2 separate regions of the Mus musculus genome follow, and region 1 is linked to region 2. Evidence: chromatin loops called from intact Hi-C (ENCODE). Cell type or tissue: heart. All regions are shown on one strand. Links, peaks and the distances in the headings refer to the core of each region. The heading gives the core; the rest is flanking DNA.

What was found. A loop is a pair of places that touch in the nucleus more often than their neighbours do. Peaks named below come from ENCODE experiments on the same cell type or tissue, not always from the same donor. Only the 100,000 strongest peaks of a DNase experiment are listed, where the experiment ranks them.
Region 1: a loop joins it to region 2, with 2.7 times the contacts of the local background. A loop is called at or near these places in 1 of 42 quality-filtered maps.

Annotation. Positions count from the first base shown.
Region 1 is chr3:116,707,767-116,715,703 of GRCm38, reverse strand. It overlaps Slc35a3 (solute carrier family 35 (UDP-N-acetylglucosamine (UDP-GlcNAc) transporter), member 3), which reads left to right and starts at 3,424. Exons shown (of 8, transcript NM_144902.4): 1 at 3,424-3,621. In heart, for the core only: no CTCF peak of the experiment used is centred there; DNase peaks (open chromatin) are centred at 3,433 and 3,763; H3K4me3 peaks cover 2,726 bases; H3K27ac peaks cover 1,904 bases.
Region 2 is chr3:116,508,878-116,516,814 of GRCm38, reverse strand. Dbt (dihydrolipoamide branched chain transacylase E2) reads right to left here and starts at 3,745. Exons shown (of 11, transcript NM_010022.4): 1 at 3,624-3,745. The coding sequence starts at 3,674. In heart, for the core only: CTCF peaks have their summits at 3,794 and 4,082 (motif pointing left); a DNase peak (open chromatin) is centred at 3,734; H3K4me3 peaks cover 1,793 bases; H3K27ac peaks cover 1,369 bases.

The DNA.
Region 1 (7,937 bases), core at 922-5,921, 200 kb before region 2:
TAAGTTTTTCATGGCCACTATGCCTCAAGAAGCCTGTGTCTTTCAGCCTCAAGTTCTGGATCACACATATGCCTTCCATTTATGGATTGCAGCTCATGCCAGATTAAAAGCCCAGGTGAAAACAATAACCAGGTCATAATGATGCCTAACACGATATAACTATTTCATGTTCAACTACAAAAGCATAAACAATAAGCTAAGCTGGGTGGGATCTTGCCCCAAGGTTACCCACTCCCTTAATTCCATCTAATAACCTTGAACACAGGATTTAGCTACATTCCACTCTTTAAACCATACTTTCTTTTCATTTTTCCTTTCTAAGCTTTCTACACTTGATCAAAATGTTCTTCATGAGAGTAAACCAGAGGACAAAGTCTATGCTGGACTTTTTGGAGACTTCCTTTGTCAGTGTAATTAATCTGAAATATCTTCACCTTAGCCTCAGGCAGACTCTTCGGACAAAAGCAAAACATAGCCACATTCTTCATCAAAACATCAAAAAACAATCTCCGGGCAACATACTAAAATCCCTAGAGCAAGGGCTGCACAGGTGAAGGAAACCTCGGCACCCACGTCTTTCACATCCCTATTAGAGTGGTCCAGTAAGCCCCACTTAAAGCATTTTACTGCTTGTCAAATCCAAAGTCCCAAAATCCACATTCCTCCAAACAAAAACATAGGCCTGTCACTGCAAAACCACCGTCCCTGGTACCAACTTTTGTCTTAGTTACGATTTTATTGCTGTGAAGAGACACAATGACCAAGGCAACTCTTTTAAGGGACAATATTTAAGGGCTGGTTTAGTCTCAGAGGTTCTATCTACTATCATCATGGCAGGAAGCACGGCAGTGTCCAGGAAGACCTGGTGCTGGAGAAGGAGCAGGGAGCTCTGTATCTTGATCCAGTTTCAGACAGGGGGGAATGTCTGTCTTACACTAGGTGTAGCTTGAGAGTATATATTACCTTAAAGCCCACCCCCATCATTCCACCTCTATTTTTTTTTAAATCACTTTAAAATTTCCTAAAGAGTAAGAGGAAAAAAAATCTTCCTTTTTTCTAACCTATGTATTTGTGACACTGAGCATAGTGGTATCTACCTGTGATTCCAGCAGTCAAGAGGTTAAGGCCAGGGTGAACCATACATTTATAACCAATCTGGGCTAGATAGCAAGATTCAGGGCAGACTGGACTATATAAGGAGACCTCGTCTTTAAAACCAAATTAAACAACAGAAAAGAACTTATGTCCATTTCATATTTTTCCTGCTTATATATTTTAAATGTTCCCTTTCCTTTACAATCATACATTTATGGAGTATCGACTGTTTTCTGGGTATCAGTATACACATACACCAAAGATACACACACACACACACACACACACACACAAACAATTCACAATAGTGCCAAGGTGTAATTAGCATGTACAAGGATATTAAGTGTTTCGTTTTATTTAAAAAAAAGAGAGAGAAAAAAAGAGCCAAGATATGTTTGTAGAGCCAGGAATAGTAAGGTGTGGGAGGGGTGCCTTGGTGGGCTCATGCTGAGGCATCCCCTCCCCACACCCTCCAAAGACCAGCCATACGACAGATATGGTATAGAATTGAGTTTATTTATAGAGACATGGGAAGGGGAGTTGAGTAGAGACAGAGAGAGGGGGAGGAAGAGAGGAGGAGGGGGAGGGGAAGAGGAGGGAGAGGAGAGAGGAGAGGAGAGGCTGGCTAGGAACAGAAGAGAGTGGGGGGAGGAGGAAGGGGAGAGCAGAGAAAGGGATCAGAGAGAGAAAAAGGCAGAAAGAGTAAGAGAGTGAGGAGGGACTAGCCAGGTCTACCTGGAGATAGTCAGGTTGGGCAGAGCTTAGAAGGAATGCCAACAGAGTTTCTTTTTTAAAAAATGGAGAAAGGGTTCAGTGGGAAGTATATGAGGTACAAAGGCCTAGGGTCAATTGGCAATAATTGGGGGGGGGGGGGTTGGTAGGGAGGAAAAAGGGGATAGAAAGCAGATTTGAGTGCTCTAGCTTTTGATCCTAGCTAGCACAGAGAGGCTGAGACAGGATGGTTGCTAAGAGATCGAGACCTTCAATGCCAGCCTGGAGCCATCCTGAGCTACAATGTGAGACCCCGTCAAAAAAAAAAAAAAAGTAAGAAGTATAAGAAGTATTGTATTTGTTACTTTCTTTTTGCCTGAGAAAGCCACTTAGAGGGAGGACTTATTAGTCCTCCCTGAAACATCATCGTTTCAGATGTTTTGGTTCATGGTGACTAGGTTTCATTGCCTCTGGGTCTCTGGTTGGAACTTATGTACTGGGGCAGTTATTTACCAAAAAAAGCATACAGGCTGCAAAGAGAGCTAGAGGAAAGGCTAGGTTAAGACACACCCTCAGCGACCCACTTCTTCCAAATAGGCTTGTGCCACCATTTACACCATCTCCTAATAATACCTTCAAAGATTTAATACATCAGTGGCTTAGGTCAGAGGTTCACTATCCATTCACTTCCCCCAACATCAAAGTCCATTAGCTGGCAACCAAACCTTTACCACATGATGAATCTTTGGGGGACGTTTTAGGTTCGGACCCTAGCAAATATCAAGATCTAATCCACATTCCATCCCCCAGAAGTTTTCTGAAGGTCGGATTACACAAACATTTAAGCGAGGCATCATGTGCTAACAGTCATTTAATTTTATTTTTCTCCGTTGTTTTCTAACGATGCTTCCCTAATGGATGGTTTTAATCATTTGCCACGCAAAGAAGCGTAAGCTTAATTCTAGGAGCATTGTTTTAACAGGGAAGGGATAAATCTGCTGTATCCGATGATCAATCCGGACCCAGAATATTACATTTCAGCCTGTCCACAGCCAGCAATGGCTACAGTGGTTGGGAACTTTTGGAAATACATTAGCAGACTGAAACGTAATATGCATGAGATTCTTGCAGACAGGAAGAGGTAAATTGCTCTCTTTCTCTCTTCACCTTTCCCCTGGTTAGTGACACTAAGCCCATTCTGCGTTCCTGACACTCTTCCAGGTCTCCCAGGGTGGGGGACAGGGATCATTCCTAACCGAACCAGCTGGCTCCTAGACTAAGGTTGGTAACCTGCACCAGGTATAATCTTGTTTTCAACTCACTGGTGGTCATTTTCAGGAGCCAAGATCCGCCTCCCGGTTCTCATCAGAGTTCTTTGATCCAAAGGACTTTGTCCCCTTCCTTAAGTGACAGATCATCCCGCCACTTTCTGCCGCAGGACTGTGGGGAGAGAGACACCTTCCTATCAAACTCTCCGGCGACCGTGAGACTGTCACGGGAGCTGCGCGAGGAGCAGCCGCGGTTGGGGTCGCCTCAGGGACGCGTCCCGCAAGCGCGAAGCTGGGGCCCCCGGAGCCGAACAGGGAACGGCGTTTGCCGGGGCCGAGGCGGAAGCCGGATCCTTTGGCGGACCGGACCGCGGGAACCCGGAAACGCCTGGGCCTCACCGAAGCGGTCCGGGCCACAGAGCCGGCGGGAGCCGGCGGTGCTGCGGGTCAGCGGACGCGGCGGAGCCGACGGGCTCGGCAGCCTGGGTCTCCCGGCGTCGCGGAGCCCGGGGCTCCAGTGCGGGCAGCTGGCCGAGCCGCACGGCGGGTGAGCGGAGGGCGCTGGGGGAAGCTGGCGGGACGCCGAGGCCGGGCTGGGAGGGCGCGGGGCGGTTGAGGCCACCGGGACCACAGCGGACGGCTGCAGCCCTAGTTTATGAGGAGTAGATGAATGGGCGCCTTGTACCTCCGGCCTGGACGTGCCGAAACGTTCTGGGTGGAGGAGGAAAAGGTCGGGAGGGGAGGGGTGTGGCAGGCAGTGTGCCTGCAAGCTCCAGACTGGCGGGCCAAGTGCCTTGGGGGCCAGGCTGGCGGCCTGTCCTTCCGCGGTCATTTCGGGAGCTCCGGCTCAGCCTGTGACCCCGGGCTAGGGACGAGTCTGCTCGGTGAGAAAGGACGGTGTAGTCAAGAAGCTGCAGGGACTTGGAGAGATGGAAAGGGTGCCCGTGGTAAGTCTAGACCGAAGGCGATGGGTGTCCATCAGTGTGTGTGGCGAGAGTTTGCAGGGGTTCTAAGTATTGAAGAGTGGGGAGCTTAGTGAACATTTTATTTAAGCTAACTCAAGTTTCTGCTAGTTCAGATTAATTAAGGGATATTAAACGAAGTAATGGGTTTTAACTGTAGCAAGGCACTTATAGGAGTGTGCCCTTTATTATATCCTATTAAACGCAATATTTGAAGATGGCACCTGAGTTGAGTCTTTGTAGACACTTATTTTGGTAGTTACAGGTAATGTTTGGTTGTTTCTCACGTCTTCATTCCGTTGCTACTAACTCAAGTTGCTTGCTTTCAAATGAATGACTCCTACGTTTATGCGTCTGACTAACTTCCCTCCCTTTAAATTTTTTCCTACCGCATCTGCCCTTATTTTCTGGTCACTTTCAGGTGCACCATACCAATAGCTTCCAAAACGGAACTTGCAGCTTTAAGTCTTTCTGCCTTGGAACTACGCCTGACCTGATAGCACACGCATGAGCAGGGCCCCCTCTCTTCTCTGTCTCACTATCTCCTGGTTCTCTTCATCCACCCACACACCCCCACTCCTGCCCCCTCTTCACTGTGTGTGGCTGTGCTGGGCAGTGAACCCCGTGGGAATTGACGGAGCACTCTGTCACTGAGCTGTAATTTTAGTTCTTTGCAATCGCTTTTTGAAGCTGGAGATTTAATGCCACTCTCTGACAGTTCTCTCAGAAATACTCAGCGACAATTTACTTAGTTAGTGGTTCTAGGGATGGAACATAGGTCATACTGAAGGCTAGGTAAGTGCTTAGCTACTGTGGAGTATCCATAACCAAGAATAGATTTTAAATAATTTAGGTAGCCATTAAAAACCCTTCAAAATGTAAACCACTCCATGATACAAGTTAATGTAATCCTTTCATTCTTTTTTAAAAATAGTTTTATTTCTAAGCTAGACATTCTTTTTAAAAAAGTAACTTTACCCAACATATTGAAATGTTTTTAAGATAACCATAGGATTTTTTATTTATATATTTTTAATTTTTATTGGATGCTTTATTTACATTTTAAATGTTATCGCTTTTCCTGGTTTCCTCTCTGGAAACTCCCTATCCCTTCTCCCCCTCCCCCTGCTTCTGTGAGGGTGCTTCCCCACCCTCCTTCCCACTCCTGGCATTTCCCCTACACTGGGGCATCAAGCCTTTACAGGACCAAGGGCCTCTCCTCCCATTGATGCGGGACAAGACCATCCTCTGCTACATATGCAGCTGAAGCCATGAGTCCCTCCATGTGTACTCTTTGGATGGTGGTTTAGCCCCTGGGAGCTCTGGGGGTTGGGGTTCTGGTTGGTTGATACTGTTGTTCTTCCTATGAGGTTGCAAATCCCTCAGTTACTTCAGTCCTTTCTCAAATTCCTCCATTAGGGACCCGTGCTCAGTCCAGTGGTTGGCTGAGAGCATATGCCTCTGTATTTGTCAGGCTCTGGCAGAGCCTCTCAGCTATATCAGGCTCCTGTCAGCAAGTACTTCTTGGTATCTACCATAGTGTCTGAGTTTGGTGTCTGTATATGGGATGGAGCCCCAGGTGGGGCAGTCTCTGAATGACCTTTCCTTCAGTCTCGGTTCTACACTTTGTCTCCGTATTTCTCCCATGAGTAATTTGTTCCCCTTCTAAGGACTGAAGCATCCACAATTTGGTCTTCCTTCTTCTTGAGCTCCATGTGGTCTGTGAATTGTATCTTGGGTATTCTGAGCTTTTGGCTAACATCCACTTATCAGTGAGTGCACATCATGTGTGTTCTTTTATGACTGGGTTACCTTACTCAAAATGATAATTTCTAGTTCCATCCATTTGCCTAAGAATTTCATGAACTCAATGTTTTTAATAGCTAAGTAGTACTCCATTGTGTAAATGTACCACATTTTCCGTATCCATTCCTCTGTTGAAGGACATCTAGTTTCTTTCCAGCTTCTGGATGTTATAAATAAGGCTGCTATGAACATAGTGGAGCATGTGTCCTTGTTATATGTTGGAGAATTTTCTGTGTATATGCCCAGGAGTGGTATAGCTAGGTACTCAGGTAGTACTATGTACAGTTTTCTGAGGAACCTCCAGACTGATTTCCAAAGTGGTTATACCAACTTGAAATCCCACCAGTAATGGAGGAGTGTTCTTCTTTCTCTACATCCTTGCCAGCATCTGCTGTCACCTGAGTTTTTATTCTTAGACATTCTGACTGGTGTGAGGTAGAATTTCAGGGTTGTTTTGATTTGCATTTCCCTGATGATTAAGGATGCTGAACATTTTTTCAGGTGCTTCTCAGTCATTCGGTATTCCTCAGGTGAGAATTCTTTGTTTAGCTCTGTATTCCATTTTTAATAGGGTTATTTGGTTTTATGGAGTCTAACTTCTTGAGTTCTTTGTATATATTGAATATTAGCCCTCTATCGGATGTAGGATTGGTAAAGACATTTTCCCAATCTGTTGGTTGCCATTTTATCCTATTGACAGTGTCCTTTGCCTTACAGTAGGTTTGCAATTTTATGAGGTCCCATTTGTAGACTCTTGTTCTTAGAGCATAAGTCATTGGTGTTCTGTTCAGGAAAATTTCGCCTGTTCCTGTGTGTTTGAGGCTTTTCCCACTTCCTCTTCTATTAGTTTCAGTGTATCTGGTTTTATGTGGAGGTCCTTGATCCACTTGGACTTGAGCTTTGTACAGGGAGATAAGAATGGATCAATTTGCATTCTTCTACATGTTGGCCACCAGTTGAACTAGCATCATTTGTTGAAAATTATGTCTTTTTTCCACTGGATGGTTTTAGCTTCTTTGTCAAAGATCAAGTGACTATAGGTGTGTGGGTTTATTTCTGGGTCTTCAGTTCTATTCCATTGATCTGCATGTCTGTCTCTGTACCAATACCATACAATTTTTATCACTATTGTTCTGTAATACATCTTGAGGTCAGGGATGGTGATTACCTGAGAATATTGTTATTATATAATAATATTATTGTTGAGAATAGTTTTCGATATTCTGGGTGTTTTGTTACTCCAAATGAGTTTGCAAATTGCTCTTTCTAACTCTATGAAGAATTGAGTTGGAATTTTGATGGGGATTGCATTGAATCTGTAGATTGCTTTCTGTGAGATGGCCATTTTTACTATATTAATCCTGCCAATCCATGAGCATAGGAGATCTTTCCATCTTCTGAGATCTTCTCCAATTTCTTTCTTCAGAGACTTGAAGTTCTTGTCATATAGATCTTTCACTTGCTTTATTAGAGTCACACCAAGGTATTTTATATAGGGTTTCACATCATAGTCCTCCAGGCTGACCTGGAACTTAATAAGTAGTCCAGGATAGCCTCTAACTTGTGGCACTTTTCCATTGGACCTTAATTATTTCTGAAGTAGGACAATTATCATTGGTTCCATTTAGATGACTTTTGACGATGACACAGGTCATGTGATTTTCGCTTTATCCTACATCACTGAGTTTGAGATGGATGTATGCACTCAAGCACGTGCCTTTTAAGGGTTAATACCTGCCTAGGCGCACACCTTGAATCCTGGCACTTGGGAGGTGGAGACAGGTGGATTTCAGCCTGGTCTACAAAGTGAGTTCCAGGACAGAGAAACCCTGTCTCACCCTCCCCAACACCCCCTCCCAAGGAAGTTAATATCCCAAATGAATGTGCACAGGCGATAGACTCAATGGAAAGGATTTCTCTGTTAAAAGCTGCATTTTATGATTCAGTAATAGAACTAACTAGGATTATGATTATAATTCAGTAACTAGGTGCTTTTTTTCTTGAAAAATTTTGAGTTTCTATTTGATGTTAAGTAATTTTTTTCAAAAGTTCAGAATAATATGAATAGTTGCTTAATATTAGATTTCAGTTTTAA
Region 2 (7,937 bases), core at 1,727-6,726:
GAGGAGGCTTAGCTCGACCTTGGAGATTTAAATTCGGCCTGGAACACTGAGCATGAATAAGGAGCAGATGGACACTTCTAAGGCACAGGAAATGATGTAAACACAAAGATTGCAACAGGAATTTGATCGAGCAGTGAGTAGCTTGATTTGGCTTAATCGGATCTGCAAAGGACAACTCAAGGTGGTGACTAGTATCTGAATGGTAGGAGAAGGAGAGGGATATATGCATTGGAGGGTGGGGGTCACAGTGGAGACAGAGTGAGGAAACAGTTTGCTACTAGCTCATAGGACAGGCTACTATAGGTAAAGAAAGAGGCCGAGGCAGGATTGGAGTTGTTGACACAGAAACACGAGTTCCTGAATGACCAAATCAACAGGGACTGAGAAAGGGCAACTGAGTTACAATGAGTATTACGAAAATAAAAGCAACTGGATGGCTTTGATAAGAAAGAGAGGAGAGATTTAAAAGTTAGCAAAAGTGAAGAGATTAAAAGACAATACAAAGGAGGAAAAATAAAATTTTAAGCCAGAGAAGGCATGTCTCCCACCCCCATACTATCATGCTAGTTAAAAGTGGAAGCCAGGTGGTGGTGGCTTCTTTTAATCCTGGGAGTCGGAAGGCAGAGGCAGGCAGATTTTTGTGAATTCAAGGTCAACCTAGTCTACAAAGGGAGTTCCAAGACAACCAAGGTTCTACAGAGAAACTATCTCAAAAACCAAACTCAAACAACAAACAGAAAAAGTAAAACAAAAGGACTCTTTTTCTGTGTCCTCAGCAAGCATTTATGGGCACTCACGGTGTATGGGGCGCTGTGGCCACATCCAGAAGGAAACACGTGTGATCCCTGCCCGAAAGCAATGTCCAGCAGAATGAAAGATAAAGCGAAGTACACAGGCCATTAACACAGCCACCGTGGGGTGTTCTAAGAGAAGCTGGCTGGAGAGTTAGCTTGGAGTAAGACTGGAGGCTGAGTGGGAGTAACGCAGGAGAGGAGCAGGGCTGCAGATGAGGCAAGAGTCTCCAAGGCAGAGGAAATATATGAGCAAAGGTCTGGAATCAAGAAAGCAGTGTGTACTAGGGTAATTGTTCCGTAGAGTTCTCTGTGCAGCCAGCGGGGGCACTCAGAGCTGGGGCTGGAGTGAGTGTGTGTGTGTGTGTGTGTGTGTGTGTGTGTAGAATGCTACTTTTACTCTAATACTTTTTTTTTCATTGATGTCTATAACTAATGCCCAGTAAAGTGGTTTAAATAATAATAAAACCAATTATTTTCAAGATAAAGATACGGTACTCACAAAGGCAGACATCGTAGAATGTGGTCTCATAAGTCAAATTTAAGAATGGATGTGTAAAAGAGGAACAATGAAGGATGTGGCAAGGAAAATCAAAAGTGTGTGATAAGAGGTAATAACCTGTAGAATAAGCAGGTTTTCAATAAAGAATGATACTTGAGAGGTTGGAGAAGCCACATCATAAATTTCCTCAATCAAGTGGCTTGGGGGCATTTTTTAAAAAGATGAGTCTTAAACAAGAACATGGCATAATCTAATGTGTGCCTCATTTTATAAGATCCTTTTGGCTGGCCTATGGGAAATGAACTACAAAAGAGGCTGATCAGAGGCAAGAGGCCCAGTTAGGAAAGACTAAGACATCTGTAATTAAGAGCAAGGTGGTAAATACTAGCTACATTTCTTCAGAGTTGGAAGGTAGAGTCAAGAGAAACAGGTTTGAGGGGTCTATTGTGGAGCCTGGAGTCTGCATCCCTGAGGCACTGTGGTGCACGGTGAGATGGCCAAAGGCTAGCTTTTCCAACTCCCCTGTGCTCGTAGCTAGGGAACTGTGTTCTAGCTGGTTATGTCAGCCTGGTAATATCCCTTCCTCCATCCTGACTTAAATGCCCAGTGAGTTGCTGCAGCTCCCGGATGGCTGTATGGAAAAGGTCAACTGCCCTGATGAACTGTCAGCCGTCATAGTGACAGTCACACATGTCACCTGTAGTCTATAGGCATAGATGGTGTCTTGTTCATTCACTGGATTTGTGTTACCTGCAGTTGAGAAAACACCTCATATTGTGCAACGGGAGATCTCTTGGACAGCTAGGGAAGACTAGAGAACGCCAGGGAACCATTAGCACAACTGGTGACTATATGCAAAGACGTGGGAGAGATAATGCAGGAAGTTGGAAAAGCGCAGAGGGCCAAAGCCAGGGCTTCTTTTTTTATTTTTTTTTTTTTTTAGTAGTCATCCATCACTTTATGACAGGTCTGTGTGAAATCTATTCACTATTAGATGAGCTAGTCTATGGACTCACCTTATGCTTACACAAACCAAATGGCTTAACTTATTGCCCACGTAAGCTCTATGCTAGCTCTTATACTACAAACCTGTCCAGCATGTCACTGTACTAAACACTGTGGGCACCCGTCACACCATTCTGTCTGTGTGTCCACACACATCAAACGATGGAAAAGGTCATAGGAAGTTGGCAGGTCTGTCGAGAGCCTATGGGAGCACTGTTGACGGAAGTCTTTGCGTGGTATTTAGAAGCTGGAAAGGAAAAGAGGGCAGTGGAATAGAGCAACTGAAGAGGAATATTGGTCAACTAGTGTCTCAGAATCCAAGAGTGGAGAGCTCTCGAAAGAAGAGTTGCCCATAATACCTACTAAGGTGCTGCTGACAAGAGTACCCTTCTGCTGCCTAGTTCCTACTTCTCTTCAGTCTCCGTACGCACTCACTAGTCCCCAGGAATTCCTCTCTGTACCCCCACTCCTCCATAGGTGTCCACCCTCAAGTGTCACAGGAGCTTTGAGCACTTGTTCCATAATAGCACGTCTTTCTAAAACCGTGGCTTTCTGTCTTTCCTTGCCTCCCTCTCTCCTATTCTCCTGTTCTAGGCTACAATGTTAGGAGGGAAAGGATGGTGGCTGGCTGTGTTATAGAAATATGCCCAGTGCCCAATACACACAGCAGGCTGGGAAGAAGGTTTGGAGAGATCAGGAGGCCAGCACTAAAGGAACATCTAGGGAAATGGGTAAAGTCTACGGTATCCAAAAAGTTATGTAATTAGGAAGAAACTAGATATGTAGTGGGATACATCTACGGTTGTTGCTAAAAGCTTGTGAGTGAGGGGGAACTGCAAATGGGGGTGGTAAATCGATGATTAAAAAGTTGGAACGACTGTGGACCAAGGGGAGAAGTGCAGCCCCGAGTGAATCAAGCTAGAGGCTTTTCTCTTCTCAGGTTAATAGTGCCAGCGTATGGCGCGCAGTGGGCTCTCAACAAATCTCGAAAGAACATAGCTGTGTCTGCAGTGCTTATCACAATGCCTGACATCTAGAAAGTACTCAAGCAAAGTTAAGCAGGTCAAAGGCCAGGATGTGGGTACGGTTGGGAAGAAAGCTAGTCGCCCAAAGCTAATCGTCAGAGAATCGCGCCCCGGGACGGGAAAGGAGTGAGTTTCCAGGCTCACTGGCACGCCACCTTCGCTGCCCTTCTGATTTGCATGCATCCTTCCATCACTTGCTCACAAGACGCGAGGCACTCGGAGAAGAAAGCAACACACAACTCCGGATAACATCTACTAAATCGATCCTTCCCAACCTTAGACCCATCCAACCCTGCTTACCAGTCTGACAGCGTTCTGGCTCCAGGTCCTCAGTACACGCGCTGCAGCCATTTTACTCCGGAAATAGCCACCAGCACACAGCTGGGAAAGACGCCTCCTCCAGGCGACCAATCCCCAGACCCGAGACGCACCTCCCTGAGCGGCCAATAGGAGAGAAGGAACGAGCCTCCCACCGGGCAGCCAACCAGGGCGAGGGGCGGGGCCGACTGAAGCCCCCCCCCCTCCCCCTTGAGAGGTGTAAAAGAATTGAGGGAGGGAGAAGGTAGACTTGGGGAGGACGACAGCTTAAAAATCCAGGACTTGGGTTGTTAAGTAGACGCGCATCAACAATCCATCTTTTTAGCTCAGATAATGGAGAGAAATCACGTTTAGGGGCTGCAGAAACTTGGGTTCAGTCTCCAGCACTCAATCAGGTAGGTCATAACAGCCTACAACTCTAGTTCCAAGGGATCCGACGCCCTCTTCTGGCCGTCTCGGGGCACCTGCATCCATGTGCTGTACATGCAAACAGTTGTGCACCCACACATACATAGATAATTTTTTAAAAAAGAATATGTTAAGGGCACACAAGAAGGGTCACTAATTGAAAACCTGAGGGGTCAGTAGCAAATTGTCTTTTCTGGTATTGTGCTGTAACTACATTAAGGGCAGAAAAAATAAGATGTTTCTATGTTTCATAGCAAGACTCTGATGCGCGACTTTTTCATAAGTCCATACAGGAACACTTCTCCATGATTAGGAATTCCTCTTTCCTGTATAGTGTCCTTGAGGTTGCTGAAATTGACTTCTCGTGTCTAAAATAAACATGTCATCACTTTGTCTTTGAGTCTTAGAAAATGTGGTCAGATGCATCATTAAGAAATGAGTCACAAACGTATAACCCTGAATTGCTTTGCCCCTTGAAGAAATGTCAAATTGAGCTCAAGTGGAACTGCTAAAGGAAACATCAGAAACCCAGCACTGTGAGGGTGACATGGGTAGGGCAGGCAGAGATGTCGCATTGTGAATGGAAGGCCAGTCACCCTGAGCTATGTGGTGAGACTCATTCTTAAACAAAATGAAACAAAGCCAGAGGGAGAGAATGAGAGAGAGGGAACTTTCTTTAATAGGTGGTATATAAATGCATACATTGTATATATGTTCAGTAAATTCAACGGTTCTTTCTTCTTAGAGAGAATAAAAATCTGCATCAATGTCTAAGGCGTTAGAGAGAATGAAACAAAACAGAAGGAAGCAGGGGCCAATAGAAACTCTCAGCACTGGAAAGTCGGTGGTTGTGAAACAAAAATCTCAGGTTTTTCACAAGTTGTTTAACTTTACACAGATGTACTATTGTGTAATGCACATTCATCTACTGTAGGCAGTAAATATAAATCATTGCCTTTATCAGAAAATCTGCAATAGACAGATGAGGTGACGAAAGTGTTTGATCCCAGAAGACAGTGGATCTTTGTGAATTTGAAGCCAGCCAGATCAACAAAGTGAATTCCAGTATAGCCAGGGCTGTTAGAGAAACCCTGTCTTAACAGCACCTCCCAAAATCGCAATAATCAAAAGAACTTGATTTTTAAAAACTTTTCCCATTATTTTGTTTGTTTTGTTTTGTTTTGTTTTGTTTTGTTTGAGACAAGGTTTCTCTGTGTAGTCCTGGCTGTCCTGGAACTCACTCTGTAGACCAGGCTGGCCTCCAACTCAGAAATCTGCTTGCCTCTGCCTCCTGAGTGCTGGGATTAAAGGCTTGCACCGCCACTGCCAGGCCCCATTAAACTTTTTATAGGTGCATTGAATAGACTTAGTAATCTTATATGTTCTTGCTTGTATAATGAGGGAAGGGAGTTAGTTGTTCCTAGGGCTCTTGAAAGATACTATGTAACTTTCTTCCATTCAGGCTTCTCTCGATTCTATCTTATTTTCAGGAAACAAACTAGTTTATCATCCTACGTCAGTAGATCCTGATTCCATATATGATTGTGTTCTTATCTTTGTTTGTAGCCGGGTTTTGGAACCTATTCACTAGATCTGAATGGGGCATTGCTACTAGCGCTACTAGCGCCAAGTGATGCAATTCTTGACTAGCCAACCGTGTTTTTGGTTAGTAAAACTAAGAGGGAGGGAAGGACCCAGAGAAGAAAGGGAGGCACCCAAGGAGGAAGGGAGGGGGACAGACAGAGACAGACAGACAGAGACAGAGACAGACACTGTAAAATGAACCTAGAGTCTTGCATAAGCTAAGCAAGCCGTCTATAACCACTGAGCATCATTGCCAGCTCTCTGCTTCTTTATCTACTAGTTTTGAGACAGGATCTCGATTAGCTGTCTGGGTGGCCTTGAAGTCATGATTATGCTTCTATTCCCCCAGCCTGCTTAGTATCTGGGATTACAGGCCCGAACCACCAAGCCTAGCTTAAAAATGGAATTTTGAGACAGCTAATGTTTATCTTCAATTTTAACTTAGGCGATGTTAGATTGCTTTGCAATGTGCTTGTACAAAATAACTTGTCTAGCAGCTGAGAGTGGGACTATTCTTTGTTTCTCATTTGACAGCCTTAGAAGTAATAGGTATTTACCTATTCAATGGCATTATGGTGTTAAAGTTTCTTAATTATTAGTAAAGTTAAACAGGTTTCACGTGTTTATTGGTTCTGAGATGCCGCCCCCCCTTCCCCCTCCCAGTCTGTGTAGTTCTGGCCTGGAACTGGTATGTACTCCAAGCTCCTACAGCTCTATCTGCCTTTGTTGATTGAAGAGATGTGCCACCCACACCAACCCTGGATATTGATTCTTCAAACGCTTCCTTCATGTACTTTTAACTGTTTCCTCTCTGTTGTGTGCATTCATTTTTCATTGTTTTCTTATTGATTCTTCTTTTGGGGGTCAGGGTTTTACATAGCACCCCCATTTTGAATACATACAATTGTGGCCAAAAACCAAACCAAACCAAAACCCAAACAAGCAGACCTGTTGAGCTTGCTAGGCAGACTCTACCAACTGAGCTACACACCAGCCTTCTTGTTGACTTTTCTTGTTGACTTGAGTGGGAGCTCTCTAAACTATGCAGTAACTTCTACAAAAATGAGATTCCCTGCTGTTCTTTGGTTTGACAATTTCCAGTTCTCATACACACAATAACCAGAAAGTTCTAACTTCACTGATCTTGTGAGGCTTTTGATGTTAATTTTTTTTTTTAATGACATAGGCGTTATTTCTGCTTTGGGACTGTTTTAAGTAATACTGCTTTTGAAACTTTAGACAAAACCTTTTGTGAAGACACATTTTCTTTCTTTCTGTCTGTCTGTCTGTCTGTTTTTTGGTCTTTCTGTCTTTCTTCCAACCTGAGAAGAATTCCTGGGGAAATCCCAGTTCTGAGTGTCTCTGTTGCCTATACTCACTCCTTCAATGCAGGTTACAATATCACTTACAGCTTTTTGGACAGTTTCTACCTCATACTTCTATCTTGTCCACTTCCTTCTACCACCCAAGTAACAGCAGGAGTTCGGCTTTAGAAAGCATAAGCTGGGGTCGAGACTATAGCTGTTTGGTACAGTGTTTATTTGGCATGCATCAAACCTCGACATCAGCCTCCAGCACTGTGATTAATAAAAACAAAAAGGATTAGCTTTCTTCAGAGGGTGTTATATTTATGTAATAGGAATCTAATATGTATGATAATCAAGGTACCACAGGGAAGATGGCTGCTCTTCCATAGGACCCAGGTCAGATTCTCACCCGTGTGATTGGTGGCTCACAATCCTCTGGAATTCCAGTCACAGGGAATTCGATACCCTCTTCAGGCCTCTGTGTACAGATGAATGTGTACACATTATGCCCATTCACATAATAATAATTTTTAAAAAGTACAACATGTATATTCGCACAGCAGCCTTGCTTCAATGTCTTATTATTTCCTGTCTGTAAAATTATATCACTGGTATCTCCTTTTTTTAGGTTCTTAGGCCGCTAAACCATCTTCTGTACACTATAATGGGTTTGTGCCTCTCCCTTTGGTTTAGCGGACCATGAGACAAGGAAGTTTCTCTGAGTCTCATGCTAGGCCATGGGAAAAGCCGGAGTTCCCGAGCCAGCCGGGGGGCAAGTTTGTCATCCAAGAAGAGATTTTTTTTTAAAAAAAGATTTATTTATTTATTATATGTAAGTACACTGTAGCTGTCCTCAGATACCCCAGAAGAGGGCATCAGATTTCGTTACGGATGGTTGTGAGGCACCATGTGGTTGCTGGGATTTGAACTCAGGACCTTTGAAAGAACAGTCGGCGCTCTTAACCACTGAGCCATCTCGCCAGCCCCAGGAAGAGAT